Regions from separate parts of the Homo sapiens genome. Here region 1 is linked to region 2. Evidence: chromatin loops called from intact Hi-C (ENCODE). Cell type or tissue: CD14-positive monocyte. All regions are shown on one strand. Links, peaks and the distances in the headings refer to the core of each region. The heading gives the core; the rest is flanking DNA.

What was found. A loop is a pair of places that touch in the nucleus more often than their neighbours do. Peaks named below come from ENCODE experiments on the same cell type or tissue, not always from the same donor. Only the 100,000 strongest peaks of a DNase experiment are listed, where the experiment ranks them.
Region 1: a loop joins it to region 2, with 1.9 times the contacts of the local background. A loop is called at or near these places in 7 of 110 quality-filtered maps.

Annotation. Positions count from the first base shown.
Region 1 is chr18:319,780-325,161 of GRCh38, reverse strand. COLEC12 (collectin subfamily member 12) reads left to right here. Exons shown (of 10, transcript NM_130386.3): 9 at 3,355-3,500; 10 at 5,098-5,382. The coding sequence ends at 5,117. Among named protein-coding and RNA genes, the nearest start is that of THOC1, 54 kb to the right of the region's middle. In CD14-positive monocyte, for the core only: a CTCF peak has its summit at 2,441; DNase peaks (open chromatin) are centred at 1,691 and 2,431; H3K4me3 peaks cover 938 bases; H3K27ac peaks cover 1,748 bases.
Region 2 is chr18:377,127-382,508 of GRCh38, reverse strand. All of the region lies in intron 2 of COLEC12 (collectin subfamily member 12), which reads left to right. LOC107985155 (a long non-coding RNA gene) reads right to left here. Exons shown (of 2, transcript XR_007066264.1): 1 at 1-5,382. Among named protein-coding and RNA genes, the nearest start is that of THOC1, 110 kb to the right of the region's middle. In CD14-positive monocyte, for the core only: no CTCF peak of the experiment used is centred there; a DNase peak (open chromatin) is centred at 2,648; H3K4me3 peaks cover 3,161 bases; H3K27ac peaks cover 3,528 bases.

The DNA of each region.
Region 1 (5,382 bases), core at 190-5,189, 57 kb after region 2:
GAGTGCAGTGGCACAATCACAGCTCACTGCAGCCTCAACCTCCGAGGCTCAAGTGATCCTCCTACTTTAGTCTCCTGAGTAGCTGGGACTTCTGGCATCAGCTACCATACCTGGCTAATTTATTTTAAATTTTTTATAGAGATGGTGGTCTCACTGTGTTGCCCAGGCAGGTCTTGAACTCCTGGCCTCGAGTGATCCTCCTGCCTTAGCCTCCTGAAGTGCTGGGATTACAGTGTGAGCCACTGCGCTAGGCTGAATTAGAAGATGTTAAAGGTTCTGTTCCAGGCTCTTTCATTCTATGGTCCTATATTCTAAATCCTATTTTTTTCTTTTGAGATGGAGACTCGCTTTGTCACCCAGGATGGAGTACAGTGGCATGATCTTGGGTCACTACAACCTTCACCTCCTGGCTTCAAGCGATTCTCGTGCCTCAGACTCCTGAGTAGCTGGGACTCCGGGCACCTGCCACCAGGCCCGGCTAATTTTTGTATTTTTAGTAGAGATGGGGTTTCGCCATGTTGGCCAGACTGGTCTTGAACTCCTGACCTCAGGTGATCCACCCACCTCGGCCTCCCAAAGTGCTGGGATTACAGGTGTGAGCCACCATGCCCAGCCTCTAAATCCTATTCTAAGTATCTTATATTTAGATATATATATTTGATGTGTGTGTGTGTGTTTCCAGCTTACTGGAGCAATCAGTCCAAGCATTTCCAAGATTCCTGGTGTTTTCAGAGTGTGATGTCCAAGTATATGTATGTGCTGCTACCGCTCACTTCTGTGACATGTGTATGATAATGTAGAATTCAGGGCTTTGAGCCCCAGACTTCAGCCATTCATCTTGCCAGAATCTACCTGTGAATGAGGTTAAGCACTATTTAAGCTGACATTCTTCTCCAAAATATATACATTTTGCTTATTTGACACGTTACGTTCTATATTATTATAAACATGCAGACTGAGGGGTTTTGCCACAAATCACTCCATGTGATTTTAGCTTTGCCAAAGAGATGCTTTGAGACTCTGGGTGGTCAGCCCACAGAATAAATTGTCCCTTCAGTCTGGCTTCAGGCTACCCACTTTCCACCCATTCTGGCCTACTGCAGTCACCTCCGCTTATGGCCACAGAACTGCATTCTGCTTTTAGTCCTAAGGAAAGCCTTGAGTACTGTATGTGAAGAATTCCAGTGACCTGGAAAAACAAATGGAGAAAGGCGATAAAGATTATCTCCTTTCTTATCACTCAGTTATTTCTCTGCCTGGTTGATACATCCTTTTTATTTATTTAACTTAAAATGACTTAAAAGGAAACGCAAGGGGAAAATATTAAGCAGGACTTCTAAGCCCAAAGAAGTCATATTTATATAATTTCCCAATTAACTGAGAAGTCAAGAATATCAAATATCCTATCATTATACATTCAGGAATCATAGATCTCAAATTTTATAAACAAAAATGGAATCAAACCCCCCATATTACTGGCAGAAATGAACGAAATGTATGTCCACAAGATTAAACTGCTCAGGCATTGTTGACATCTCCAGAAGAATCTCACAAGGTGAAAAGAGTTACACAAAAAACCAAATGTGAAAGTAAACTACTTTTCTTTCCAACTTCATCTCTATCTGGCGTCAGGCTGAGATTGTCACAGGCTGAGATTTTGAACTCATTGTGACTCATCTGTTATGTAAGCTGTAAGAGTTGGGACTTTGTCTCTTCTCTGCACTGCTATGTTGCCATCACCCAGATGATACCTGGCTCATAGCAGGAGTGCTATGGATGCCTGGTGTGAGTGAGTGAGTGAGACTATTTTCTAACTCTCCCTTCTAAGTAGCATCCCATTTTTACTCTCACCAATCGATGGTTTCCTCTGAATTCTCTTTCATCACTAGGTTTATTTAATTGAGGCCACTCAATGTATATATATATATGTATTTTTGAGATGGAGCCTCGCTCTGTCACCCAGGCTGGAGTGCAGTGGCATGATCTTGGCTCACTGCAAACCTCCACCTCCTGGATTCAAGCAATTCTCCTGCTTCAGCCTCCCAAGTAGCTGGGACTACAGGTGCCTGCCACCATGCCCAGCTAATTTTTGTATTTTTAGTAGAGACAGGGTTTCGCCATGTTGGCCAGGCTGGTCTCGAACTCCTGACCTCAGGTGATCCATCTGCCTCAGCCCCCCAAAACGCTGGGATTACAGGCATGAGCCACTACGCCCGGCCTTCATACTCATTTTTTTTAAATCCCAAAATACACATTTGGTGTGGGGGAGTCAGTTCTACCCTGTCCCCACCCTTTGACTAAACTTCAACTGTCCTTTCCCGCTGCCTCTGGTTTTGCGGGTGTTATTGTCCAAAGATACAGGGCCATACAGGCTGTCTCCTCGGGTGACCCGAGGACACCCTGTGGCCAGTGCGGTAATGAGTCATTGTTTATAGGAAGCACCCTCCGCTGCAGATGTTCTTCCAGACCCTCCACATGAGGCAGGCTTGTCCTCTCAGGCAGCAGCCACAAGCTTCTGTGCATGAATCTGCTTCTTAGACAAGATTGAACCTTCAAGGGGTGAGTCTGGAAGCACACCTGATTTATTCGTGGAAACGTAATCAAGAACTGTTATCCATGGCAAGGTGCTGTTCTGAGCAGCAGCATCCAAGTTAAGAAGCCCCATGTGAACTCATCCTAAAGAAAACTTGTTTTTAAGAATCTCTCTCCCAAAAAAGGGAGTGAAATGTAGGAGTCATTTTCAGTAAGATTAAGTTACTATTTCTTTCTAAAGCAATCAACCTTCTACAACTCACCCAGACAATCATAACCAGTTATTTGTAATTGTAGGTTCTTGTAAATGTATATCAAAAGTCTTTCACTTTCTCTTCCTGGCTCTTGGACTTGTTAGAGGCAAGATATTGAAATGTACAAGGTCCCTCTGGGTTCTCACAAGATCATGTGTGCGTGTGTGTGTGTGTGTGTGTGTATCATGTCCTCATAATGAATAGATATTCACACACATATATACACTCATGCCCAGAAGTCAGCATTCCAGTACACATTAGAAAGTTATTCATCTAACTGTCCCAAAGCAAGATTCGCTCCCTCTGCATTCTGATGAACCAGCCTAGTGAGTTTGGTTCATGGTAGCAAAGATCACAAGCGCGCAGGGAGATGCCGCATTATGCATTACTCTGCAAAACAGCTGCTCCTTTCTCTGAATAAGAGCATGTACTGATTTTTAAACTGCATTTTCATTCCAGGATAAATGACATGCTTCAATTTTGTTTTTTTATATTCTCTGCTGCTCTTGAGTAAAGAAAAGCTCTGCATTACTGTGCAAATAACATTCAATTTCTGTTTTGCTAAAAGAAATTGGAAAGCTGGACAGCCGGATAACTGGGGTCATGGCCATGGGCCAGGAGAAGACTGTGCTGGGTTGATTTATGCTGGGCAGTGGAACGATTTCCAATGTGAAGACGTCAATAACTTCATTTGCGAAAAAGACAGGGAGACAGGTGAGCAGTAGATGGGATTTAAGAGGGAGCTGCCAGCTTATGTCCTATGAAAGGGTGAGGGGTGGTGAGTACAAGGGCCCTGAATGCAGGCACTGCAATTAGGTTTCAGCCCTGGTTATGCCATTTATTAACTGGGCAGGTGATTAACCTCAGGGAAATAGTAATAGCATCTTCTTCACGAGGTTGTGAAGATTTAAATAAGTTAATAAATGTGCCTCACATGTAGGAAGTACTCAACGAATGCTAAACTAACTGACCCACATAAGTATCTTATATTGTGAGTTAATTGTTCTTTAAAATATAGCACCAGCCAGGCACGGTGGCTCACGCCTGTAATCCCAGCACTTTGGGAGGTGGAGGCGGGCAGATCACCTGATGTTGGGAGTTTGAGACCAGTCTGGCCAACACGGAGAAACCCCATCTCTACTAAAAATACAAAATTAGCCGGGCATGGTGGCGCATGCCTGTAATCCCAGCTACTCAGGAGGCTGAGGCAGGAGAATAGCTTGAACCCAGGAGGCAGAGGTTGTGGGGAGCCGAGATCGCACCATTGCACTCCAGCCTGGGAAACAACAGCGAAACTCCATCTCAAAAAAGAAAAGAGATATAGCACCAATGTTAGTTCTTTTCCGTAGACATCCATACACAGCTAATCCAGGTGGCCAAGCGTTCAATTCCACGTGTATCTATTGAGCATCTACTATAGGCCAGATCCTGTGATACATAATAGAGGGAGATGGTCTGTGCTGCTTATCAGCTCATAAGCCAAAGCAGCTTTTGGAGATTTTCTTGACTTCAAAGGCTATGTATCTAAAGCTTCATTTAACACACGACCCTCTTTGGAATGTGGCATCTTAGTTTTCTTCACCAGAATGAGATTAAAAGTTTGTGATAGGGGACAGAGGAAATGGGGAATGAATGCTAATGGGTATGGGGTTTCTTTTTGGGGTGATGGAAATGTTCTAAAATTAGATTAGATTGGTTCTAAATTGCATAACTTTGTGACTATACCAAAGACCACTGAATTATATGCTTTAAATGGGTGAATTATACAATTTGTCAATTATATTTCAATAAAGCTGTTCATATAAAAACAAAAACCTCAAATATATTTTGGTCAAACTATTTTTGGAAGTAACTGGGGCATAAATTATCCGTATTGCCATTCAACAGACAGTTACTGAGCACCTTTGATGTGTCAGGCATTGGTCCAAGTGCTAGGGACCTTAAGACACATAGGAACTCACAGCTGGGTCAGTTGAGGGGGAAAAACACAGATATCTAAACAAGGGATTATAATTGATGGTGACAAGTAACTCAGATTTGTCTTTTGTATGCTTTGTTTGGCCATTTGGGATTTGAGTAGGGACCAGGCTTTCCCAGAATAGGCTTTTCAAAATGAAACTTGGCTTTTCAAAATGAAACTTATCTTTTCATCCAAATAAGATCTTCTAGACATTTCTTTGAAAATATAAGCATTGTTGAATGATGTATTTTAGACACTGTCCTATAAAAATACACGTTCCCTTTTTTTGAATTGCACATTAACTTTATTATTTAAGAAAAACTAATGCCCATTCTTATTTCTCTCTTTTAGTACTGTCATCTGCATTATAACGGACTGTGATGGGATCACATGAGCAAATTTTCAGCTCTCAAAGGCAAAGGACACTCCTTTCTAATTGCATCACCTTCTCATCAGATTGAAAAAAAAAAAGCACTGAAAACCAATTACTGAAAAAAAATTGACAGCTAGTGTTTTTTACCATCCGTCATTACCCAAAGACTTGGGAACTAAAATGTTCCCCAGGGTGATATGCTGATTTTCATTGTGCACATGGACTGAATCACATAGATTCTCCTCCGTCAGTAACCGTGCGAT
Region 2 (5,382 bases), core at 96-5,095:
CAGCCTTTCAAAGTCGTTTTCAATCCTGTTTTTTCAGGTCATGTATTTGCGAGGTTAGGAAAACCTACTCTGTTGTGATGAGATGCAGAACACTTAGAAGACACTCTTCTTGCCTACAAGTAAATTTACTATATAAAGTAGTAAGACCACATATCTGTGAAGCTAATTATATTCTTGATTCTGGGCATGAAAAGCAGAAAGAAAAAGGGATTTTTTTTCCATCTGTATCTGATTTATACAGGGACTCCCTAACTTAACACAGGAAGGGTGAATTATTAGGCAGATTTTGATAATTTAAAGACACAGTTTGCCCTAGAAATAATGTTTTTCACTGGTAATCAGATCATCTGGCCATCTGCAATGCCTGTTTGACCCACAGTATACCTGGTATGTGCTAGTAAAAATACTGTTCCAACTCCGCCATGGGTGTGTTGCAGATGACTATAGCAGGGCAGGTCCTAGTAATGCTTCTGTCTCCCCCATGGTTGCAGTAAGTCTTTTTTTTAAGTCTGTAAGAGATCACAGATCTGCTTACTTGTTTAACATGCCCCAATAATGAGTTCTTGGCATTTGTAAATCCAGTCATTATTTTCCTGATGAGAGGTGAGCTTTTTAAAAAAAAAATCCTTCAGCAACTTGCTTTATTTTACTTGAAACTATGTATATCATAGGGATATATCTCCATGCTACTGCATATGAATTTATTGTTTTATCTACTGCACAGAATTTCAGACCATGATGCCCCGTGATTTATACAATAATTTCCCTTTGGATGGACATTAAAAGTTTCCATTTTTTCCTTCATGACAAGTAATGTTTTAGTGAATATTCTCATTCATATACCTTTGTACTGTTGGAATATTTCAGAAGAATTTATTTCTATAACTGAAATTGACATATCAAAGAATATATACACTTAAAATTTTGGTTGCCCTCCAAAAAGGTTATAACAACTTATATTCCCACCAAAATGTGTGGTAAATAGGGATTATCATTTTGTTTTCATTGGCATTTCCTTTATTATTATTATTTTAATTGACACATAATACTTTTACTTATTGATGGGGTACAGTGTGATATTTTGATACATGTATGCAGTGTATAATGATCAAATCATGGTAATTAGCATATTCATCACCTCAAGTATTTATCATTTCTTTATGTTGACGTGAACAGAAACCACATCAAATTTTAGAACTGCAGAACCCTTGAGATTTCAATATCCCTCTTCTCTCCTGCCAGTTTCATGCCAGACATTGAAAACTTGGGTTTTAGAGCAGAAGTATGTCTCAATACAATTGACTCTTGCAGAAACTCCTTCCTATGTAAATAGCCATTTCTGCACTTTTCTTCACCTGCCTTGCAATGCAAGGAGTTCCTTCCAGTACTTACCTTGCTTTCTCTGAGCCTGGTTCTGTTTGCTTTGACATTTATAGAAGGCTCAACTTCTTCTCTCAGCACTTTTGACATTCTGTGGCTCTTTGGGAAAGGGTTCATAAAAAATGGAATTAACATCTATGGAAATAATATATGGCTCTCCAGATAGAACCACTCATCAGGGGCCGGTTGCCTAGGGAACTGGAAGAGAACCATGTGGGAGGCTCCACACAAGACCCTGTACCTCTTTCTTTCTGCCGTCTCTCACTTTTGTCTACTCTACGTTCTCATGCAAACTTACGTACTCTGCCTGAGTTGAAAGCTGAGGCCTGTGCAGATGAGGTCTCTAAGAACGTAAAGACATTCCCAAATTTCAAACTTGATTTCTGATGTACAGCTCACTTCTTTCCGTCACATCCATATTATCACTGGGGCATGATCAGAAACTTCATGGCAGGGGCCCACCTGGAACCCACACCCCTAGAGATGCAGGAGAAGACATCCTGCAAGCGTGTGTGTGTGAGTGTGTGTATGTGAGTGTGTGTAATTAAATGTGTGTACATGTGGAATTCAAATGAATGCTGCATTAATCATCGACACAAATTTGGGGTACTTCCTGTGTTAGGCACCGTTGATGAAAAGATACCATTCTTGTCCCTATTACAATGACTGATGATTAGCATGATGGGATGGCATTCAAGTGCAGTAGGTGTTTAGAAGAGGGAACCCCTGAGAACTCACACTTCACAGAGGAGTGTGAGTTTTGAGATGGGTTATAGAGGAAGAGTACAATTTAGCCAGGCAAGGAGGTAGGGGAAAGTGTACCAGTCAGAGGGAAAAGCATATTACACAAGGGAGGGAAGAGCCAGCATAATGTGCTCTGCAAGCTGCCAGTACTCTGAAGCTGCACTGAGGAATGCGGAAAGATGACGGTAAAGAGTAAGCTAGTGGTTCCATCATGAAGGCCTCATATGCCATGCTATGAATTTTGTTTTATACTCTAGGCAAAGGGAAACTACTGAAAAATTTCAGGCTGTTGAAAAGACACTGCCGGACCTATTGGGCACCAATGCTGAGGCATATGTGCTAAAAATAATGCAAATCAGAGGGAAGTAGGATTCTTTCTTCATCATTGGAAAAAAAAAATAAAGCTCTTACCTCAGCTTTGGGTAGAAATCTTTGCTTTCCTCCGGAAATACAGCTTCATCTTCTCCTTTGTGGTTTTTGTGCTGGTGCTTTCTTAATCTGGTCTTGCAAGCAAAGCTACCAGATGGCTTTCGTCCTGCGCACTGTCCCAGCCATGCTCACATGTCGGGTTGATGAATGAACTCCTCCCTTATTCATCTGACCTTTGCATCACCACCTTCCTGACTGGGCAACTTCGGCTTTCTCGACCGAACCATCATGCATGAAGATTTGCAAGCCCCTGTGGGAGCAGACCACTTTACTCTAAATCACTTGTCAGAAGCACCGAGAGGCCACTACTTAGTGGAACAATAGAAACAGTTTTTATATTTTGGGCTTTGACTGGAATAAATTGTGATCACACTGAAGTTAGGTCTTTCTCTCTACTCTTTGTTCCTTTTACTTCTTCCTTTTTCCCTTTGTCATTCTCCTCTATTTTCTTCACTTTTCCAAAACTTTTAGTTGCATGGACCTGCTTTGGAGTAAACAGACCTTTCTGCTTGTTAGAACTTTTTCTCCCGGCTGGGTGCAGTGGGTCACATTTGTAATCCCGGCATTTTGGGAGACCGAGATGGGAGGATTGCTTGAGTCTAGGAGTTTGAGACCAGCCTGGGTAATATAGTGAGACCCCATCTGTACAAAAAATAAAAAAATAAATTAGCTGGATATGGTGGCATGTGCCTGTGGTCCCAGCTACTTGGGAGGCTGAGGTGGGAGGACCACTTGAGCCTAGGAGGTCAAGGCTTCAGTGAGCTGTGATCACTCCTCCGTACTCCAGCCTAGGTGACAGAGCAAGACCCTGTCTCAAAGAAAAAAAAAAACAAAAACAAAACCTTCTTTTCCTAATAAAAGGAGATAAAAAGATTGCACCATCCCTCCAGCCTTAGTCGACCAGAGTGCACCCTGCGTTGGGGAGGGCATGGTTGCCAGAAACCACCCTGTGCATTTCCACCGGCGTGGCTCAATCCTCACCCAAGGCCATTCAGGATTATGGCTGGCAGTTTGGGTGTGAAGTTCTTGAGGGCACTGGTGGAAAGAAAGAACTGGGAAGAAAAAGAACTGCTGAGAATGAGGGGGATGGCAGAGCAAAGCAGGTACTTGGGGAAAAGAAGGAAGGAGATGTAAGAATGGAGGGGAGAACAATCTAGGAATAGAAAGGAAAAGGGGAAATAAATTGGGAAGAAGTACACCATGTAGAGAAGAAGGGTCTTGAAAGGACAAGATAAAACATGGTTCTCCTAGTAGACCCTTTGGCACTGATGGAGACCTCACGGAGAGCACAATAGGCTATGGGTAAGGAGCTAGATATCTACCTACAACTTTTACTAGCAATTGCCAAGAAATGGATTGCAAAGTCCTCCTGATAAGGCCCTGGAGGTCGAGAATTGGGTGCTGTTTGCTTCATTCTTTCTCCCTCAGTGGCCACACCCTGTGGGCCTCTGTGTTGGCTGAAAAACCCGTGCCAATTGCATCGGACGTTTCAGTTCACCGAAACACAAAAGAATGGAAGAATAGTCTCCATGTCCTGGCCGCTGTTCCTTGCAGCTATTTTCCCTAAACAGTGGAGCAACTTAAAATAGCCATCCTTCTGTCTACTTTTATTTATGACGGTTTTTGTGTTTAATTCACAACTTCTTCTGATGTGCCCTCAGCTCTGTGCAGCCTGGCCAGCGCTGTGCAGGGTGCCCTCCAGGAAGAGCGCCAGGCAGTTGAAAACTTCTGCCAACACTGGGAAATGTGTTGGCTGCCCGGGAGATTCCACCCACAAGTAACTGCAGTGGTATTTTTTTAAATGTCTCTGTTGGGGCACAGGCAGGACTGAGTCTCAACTGGGCAGCAGCAGGGGGTATCCTTTCTCATTGATCAGTGCCAGAGCGTTTGTTAAATTTTTGGATTATCACCCGTGGATAGTGGGTTAGGGCTGAAGATGTGCACAATTCTATATTCTCTTTTTGGTTGAGTTGGTATTTGGGATGTGGGTTGTTTCAATGTCCAGATGAAACCACAGCTTTCTCAGTGGGGAAGGAGTTAAAGCCCCAACCCGCCCCGCCACCCTATTTCCCCCAGCCCCACTCCTCACCAGGTTCCAGCCCAGGAGTGAGTGCTTCCTAAGCACCCAGCTGGTGGTGTCCTTCTGATCCAGGCCCTGTCTTTCTTGGGCCGCTCATCAGCTTTTGTCTCTTTGGATGGCAAGTGCTCCAAGCTCAGGCTCTGAATAGACAAAGGATTAAAAGCTTTGGAAATAAAAAATAGGTCTTCAAAGCTGCCAGCAATGGCCAAGGATTCCCTCCAGTGCAGCAGGGTCCAACAACCCAGCCCAGCGCACTTCTCCCAAATGTTTTGGGAGGCTCCTTTCCTTTGAGCAACAAGGCCTGTGTTGTCTGTGGGTCTCATACTTGGAGGCCGAAGAATAAGCATTGCTGGAAGGGGCGAGAAAGGTGGCTTCTGTGCTGCCCAAGACACCGCAGATTGCAGGGGATACGCCTGTAACTGGCATATCCCAGCGCACACTGTTAGATCTAGCCAGGGAATGCAAGCTTGCTGGGGGTTCCAGTCCTAATTCCTACGGGTTCTTTATGAGTTTCAGGCGGCAGCCTGACCAATGGGCATCAGACCCCTCGGGCTCACACGTGCCGGGAGCATCATGCTGCTGGTTTCTCTTCTGCCATCTGGAAGCCATTTGCATTGAAATGGTTTCAGCCGCTTGCTGAGCACTGGGTTTTACAGGAGTCACAGCACAGGGCAGCCCAGGTCCCAGGAGCCAAGAGCCTTCACTTCCTGTAGGATTTCCAGTTTAAAACCCACTGAAGCTCTGCCCTC